Linked DNA regions of Homo sapiens: region 2 is linked to region 1. The links are chromatin loops, found by intact Hi-C in ENCODE. Cell type or tissue: Panc1. All regions are shown on one strand. Each heading gives the region's core, and the rest is flanking DNA. Links, peaks and the distances in the headings are about the cores only. Region 1 overlaps LOC124901490 (a long non-coding RNA gene). Region 2 has its middle 550 kb from the start of PKHD1.

What was found. Peaks named below come from ENCODE experiments on the same cell type or tissue, not always from the same donor. Only the 100,000 strongest peaks of a DNase experiment are listed, where the experiment ranks them.
Region 2: a loop joins it to region 1, with 7 times the contacts of the local background. A loop is called at or near these places in 23 of 110 quality-filtered maps.

Annotation. Positions count from the first base shown.
Region 1 is chr6:50,814,689-50,817,617 of GRCh38, reverse strand. It overlaps LOC124901490 (a long non-coding RNA gene), which reads left to right. Exons shown (of 2, transcript XR_007059923.1): 2 at 1-373. Among named protein-coding and RNA genes, the nearest start is that of TFAP2B, 2.7 kb to the left of the region's middle. In Panc1, for the core only: CTCF peaks have their summits at 1,151 and 1,360 (motif pointing left); DNase peaks (open chromatin) are centred at 1,367 and 1,917; H3K4me3 peaks cover 881 bases; H3K27me3 peaks cover 64 bases.
Region 2 is chr6:51,540,656-51,543,584 of GRCh38, reverse strand. No RefSeq gene overlaps it. Among named protein-coding and RNA genes, the nearest start is that of PKHD1, 550 kb to the left of the region's middle. In Panc1, for the core only: no CTCF peak of the experiment used is centred there; a DNase peak (open chromatin) is centred at 1,516.

The DNA.
Region 1 (2,929 bases), core at 200-2,699:
CAGACGCCCAGAAGAGGATCTCTGCGCCTGGGACAGAAAAGAAATGCCAGGAGGGACCGAGGAGGGATGGGGCAATTTGGGGTGGAAGTTATTAAGCCTGGTGAGAGTGAATCTGCAAAGGGTGATTGTCTTTAAATCCAGGACTGCTGTGTGCAGCTCTGCGCGAACAGGGATGGACGCTGTTTGAGTACAGGGCTCCGGACAACCTTGTTGGACGTCGATTCAATCAAAACCAAGGAGAAGCTTCATGAACTGCAGAATAAACAATTCTGCAGATTTTTAATTTAATTTTTAAAGATAAGTCAAAGGAAAAGAACACAAAGAAGGTGCTTCAGAAGGAACTTCAGAAATAAACCCCTTATTTCCGGTTGAATTTTTTATGTTTCGTCTTTCCTTTTCTCCTCTTCCTCCTTTTTGTTTTCCTTTTTTCTTTCCTTCATTTCCCTTTTCGTTCCTTCCTTTCTCTCTCCATTCCTTTCTTCCCCTTTAAATGTTAACCTTAAATCATACACAATCTATACAGATTTTTCACTAGGAGCATCAGCAAAGATTTTCTTCTTTGCTTCCAGAGCTAGTTAGGAGATGAGAAGGGATTTTTCTTAATCTTATTGTGTGGTGGGACTTGAAACGGGTTCCACACCCCCTGACTTCTAGAACTAAAATCAGTGCCAGATCAATAATCTGAAAGATAAATATTATAGACTTGGAAGTTCAGATTCTCCAGGCACAAGACATTTAATTAATGGAAATAATTGTTTTCTCCCTTTCAAATCAATAATTCTGTCATTGTTATTACCTAAAGATCATTACAACCCAAATAAAATGCATTTGGAAAAATCTCACTTTTTTTCTCTAAATGCTTTTAACACCTTTTAATATCTTTTTGGTATATTATTGCCTAGTCTAAAATAAATAAACTCTGAGATTTAACAAAACAAAACCTGCAAGAGATAATTTTACACATAAATTAAAATAATATAAGGTATTGTGTTAGTATAACTATTTTATAGCCTTATATATGAATAATTTCAAACTTTTTATGTGTAATTTTATTTTATGCTAGTATTAGGTATTTTTTAAAGTGGAAATATCTTGAGATATTTGGTTAAAATTTAAGTTCTTTAGGAAACCTGAAAAATAACAAATCTGGTTTTATTAAGAATGAAGCATAAACCTAAAAATATACACATATATATAGAGAAATACCTTCAAAATACATAACCATAATTAAAATCCTAGTTATTTTTTTTAACGTGGGCGTTATTCGAAAAGTCCTAGACATTGCAAGGTAAACCGTTCCCACGGACCGTTCCCTGTCATTGAACGGGCAACAGCGCCCTCTGTCGGAATTTTATAGACGCAAACCCTGCAAGTCTCCTTGATTTCTTTTTCGGCAAAGGTTTCTTTCCGTTCTTGAAAACCTGGTATTGAGAGGAACATTTTTAAAGTTCACTTCTTATGATATTTACTAATTTTAGAAACGATCGTTCCAGCATCTAAAAAGTTCAAACGCCCGAAGAAACGCACAATAAAAGCTCAGCCGCTACGGAGAAAATTTTTCCTAACTTGAACCTACCTCTCTTGCTTTTACTTTCTATTACCTTTCGCGTTATCACTCAATCACATGACGTAGGGAAACTATTCCCGCAAGAACTCAGTAAATGGAAACACAAAGGCAAAACAAACTCTGGATTTGAAGGAAATTAAACGAGTAAAATATGCATTTTCCTCGTTATTTTATCTTGCCTTATGTCCATATTTCTTTTTCAGGTTACGCACATGCTCTCCTAGGTGGAACCGCACTTGAGACATCCCAGATAGTTAACACTCGTACTTTCCTCTTTCATTTGCATTTATTTCAGTTTAAAACAGCAAAGAAAAGAATTATTCATACCCTCTTTTTTTTTCAGCCTCATATAGAGGGAATATTATTCAGTAAATGTCGGAGTCTATAATTAAAAGCAAATGCACCCAGCATGAAGCCCTCTGCTGGTGATTTTCGAAGTATGTTCAGGACTGTTTTTTAAAAAATGTACAGAAAAATATCATTATTAAATCAAGGTCAACTAGGAGCACTTTCATGTCTTCTTTCATCTTTCTTCTAAAAATCTAATTATGAATTATCTAAATTTATTTGACTTCCTTCCTTCCACTAGCCCTCACCTTTGCACCTGTGGGTTAACACTCCATGAACTATCTTCCTTTGCAGATGCCCACTGTACCACCTTTTCTTTTTCCATTACACAGTCTCCCTGGGTTTCCCCTTTCCATCTACCCAACGCACAAAAATAATAAAATTAGAAAAGTCAAGAATTAGAATTATTGTGCCAAGTTTGCACCCTGGCCTTTCTCATTCTAGGCGGTGGGGCAGGCTATTTAATAGCCTGAGGTTCAGTGCACTGAACTACAAAATGGAAATGATTGTGAAAATTTATTAAAATAGTATCTGTGGGTAAATATATGTGGTACTATTGCTTCATAAACAATTTAACTTATCATCATTGTCTCAAAACACTTAGCGGGGGGTCAGGAAAGTGGAGGCTTCTAAAAACCAGGGATTTGCAATAAACTCCTGGTTAGAAAGTGGAGGTGGGAAACCCAATATAGGTCTTCAGACTGTGTACTCAACGCTTTGCCCACAGTCTCATGATGCTGTCTTACTTCTTTCCTTCTGAAGTTAAGAAGACAGTATTTTTGGATCATTGAGTATGTCCAGGGTTATTTTTTATAGTCCTGGATTTATAAGTAGGCAAAGGAAAGAAGAGAGGAAGGAAAAACTGTCTTACTTCAGCATCCTCAGATATTGCCCCACCTCTTACCCATCAGAAGCATTATTGTCTGCTGAGTTGAATAATAAGACACGACATCCATATAACAGATCTTGATAAGTTAAAAAATGATAAAACATGACAGCTCCATTTTTTACTGT
Region 2 (2,929 bases), core at 325-2,824, 730 kb before region 1:
CAGACATATATGAAATAGAGAAAAAAAGAATAGCTTTTACACAAATAAATCTAGATCAGCAGACTTTCTGTCGGTGTGGTGGTATGAAGTGAAACACACAAACAGAACCATCATTAATAGAGTGTAGGAGAAGGGACCCTATCTGGAAAAACACCCCAGGGGTTGGCTCTTATAACTGGCCCCGCTTTTCTCAGCACAGCTTTTTCTCTGATTTTGAGCCTCGGTTGCACGTTTAATTTTCAATGAAGACACAATGAAGGTGTAATTGTTTATGGTGATAAACTTATATTTTGATGGGCCTGAGAATGTGGAGGAGGAGTAATAGTGAATGGGAAGGTGAGGGCGAAGTTGTAATTTTATTTTTTTGGTGCCAGCTTTAGAAGATAAGCCACTTCCAAATCTCTGGGAGCCATGTATGCCCATCTATGTTCACTTTGCTTTCTTGTCACATTTTTTTCAAACCCAATGAATATAAAAGTTTTGAGCAAAAGAAGTTGTTTGAAAGGCAACTTATTTTTATCCTTATAAAAACTCAGCATTACAATAACTTATAGAAAGAATATAATGTGTTTCTTGAGTTTTTAATCATGTCTTGGTGTCTGCAAGCTAGTGATTTTATGACACTCTTCTTTTTAAGTAGAATATTACCTTTCAGTTTAGAAATAAATAGTAAGCCCCAGAAGTGTTAGCTCCATGAAAATAAATAAGAACTATGCCTAAAATAAGAACTTAGCATAGTTACTACTTTAAAAAAGAGCAGCTGAGCCACTACCATAAAACAAGACTAGAATTCAAAATGATAGTCAATTTATATTGCTGTACTCAGTGACATACTTTAAATTCCACAGCCTCCAAACATATTTTTGCATAGAAACTTGGCTGTAGTTCTCCCCCTCCTTTACTACACATCCCAACCGCATCTCATCCCTATCCCCACCCCTGCCATAAACATGTAATATGCCTCCATCGTAAATTTAGGGCCATCCTGATGTCACAGCTCCTCAGTGACTACTGAGATTTCCCAGGATGCAAGAGCACCAAGCGCTGGGAGCACTGTCAATAGGATTGCAAAGGAAGACTTGGAAATTTTATCGATGACTCTCTCCCTCCAATTTCCTATGTGCCTTTGCGTAAGTTGCTAACAACCAAATTAGTTAATGTTCAGGCCCTCAGAACTTGTGAAGTAATCATTCCTTTCTAAAGAGCACAGTGGGGGTAATTTTTACTTTTATTTGTTTTCTTTTACATTCATTGTATGTCTTTTTTTTTTTCCTTCCTTAATTCATGCTCCTATGGTTTTCCCCTCTGTGCCTCAGCTATATATTGCTTTGAAAAATCAATAAATCCTTTGCACATAATAATGCTTACCTACTCTACCTCACAGGGGTGCTGTGATGCGTAATTAATTAATGTGTGTAAAGAGCTGAGGGATCACGCGACACAAGACGCCCTATAAGTGGGAAGAATCATTATTAATAAGTGTTATTACCCAAATGCCTCTAGATGTCAGCAAAACATCTTTTTAAAAATATAATTGGGCAGCCCGTTTTGAAAAGCCTAGGTTCATTCTTTCTCTCCTGTACGGCAGACACAAGGAGAATGGCATCGGCAGCAATGCCAGTGAAGCCTTTTCTTTTGGCTCAGGGAGGCTCATTTAATCTTGGAGTATGAACTTTGAATAGATGTAAGCATTGGAACAAAGCAGCACTTGGATGCCTTGAGGTCTGAATGGGTGGCAGGCTGGGTCATTTTCTGGACAATCTGTATGAAAGATCAGTCTTTTCTCCAAAAATAGCATTTCATTTCCTCATCTCTGAAGCAATCTGTGTTGCTAGTAGATGAATGAGGTGAGAATATATATGGGGTGTGTGTGTATATATATATATGCATGTGTGTGTATATATACATATGCATGTGTATATATATGCATATGTATATATATGTCTTAAATATATATTTAAATGTATATGTATTTTTTCTCTCCATGTTCAAATATATATATGAGGAATTCATAACGGAAAAATAGGTGTAAGCTGTTTTAAATGTGCTGAGCCCAGTGATGCCTGCTGTACTGACTTCCTTCCATGGTGAAAATGTGAAAATGAGAATTATGGCAATTTCCCACAAAGTGCAGGTGATGACATCCCAGGCTTACGTCTGACATAGATTATGCAGTAATCCAAATGATCATTTGCTGACGCTTATCTCAATAACAAGTTATTCCTTTCTCTGCTCTCCTCTTGTATGTTATTGTGTCCACAGAGGTGTAAGTGTGAGGTGTGGATACAGGAGAAGAGAACCACAACCAGGGAACCCTGTTACGAGACTTCTTGAAAGTGTGAGTGCTAGGAGGTGGTGAAGTGCCAGGGAAGAAAACTCCGTTGGGAAAGGGCATTTCATTAAACTTATTTTAATTCAATTCAACACACCTTGATTTTGTGGTTGTATGCTAAGTTAGGCAATTTAGTTTACCAAGTACTTCTCAGGAAGGTAATAGTTTTATTTCAAAAGTCCCCATGATGAAAAAAAAATAGTATCCATATGTTATATTTAAGTCAAGTATAATAAGATGCAAATTATTATTTTTTGTCAGTATCCAATATCACACACACTTTGTTTCTCAAGGAAGTTTCACAAAAAGGTTGGACTGTTTATTCTATTTTTATCTTAGGTGTTTAGGGGAGTCCTTTAAATAATCTAGTTTTCTAGGGCAGACCAGCCTGTGTCCATGCAGTGTACTGGGTGTCACATGTCCCTCCGGGGCAAGAATGGAATGGCCCTTGATGACACTGAAATAGCTTTCTCCAGGCTAGATCTTGAGGCTCCGGACCACAGGGATGTGATGGAATATGGTTTGGGTTTGTCATGGACAATGAATGTGGTCATTTGCTTTACTTGCTTGTACTTCAGTCAGTCTTGTGGCTGACAA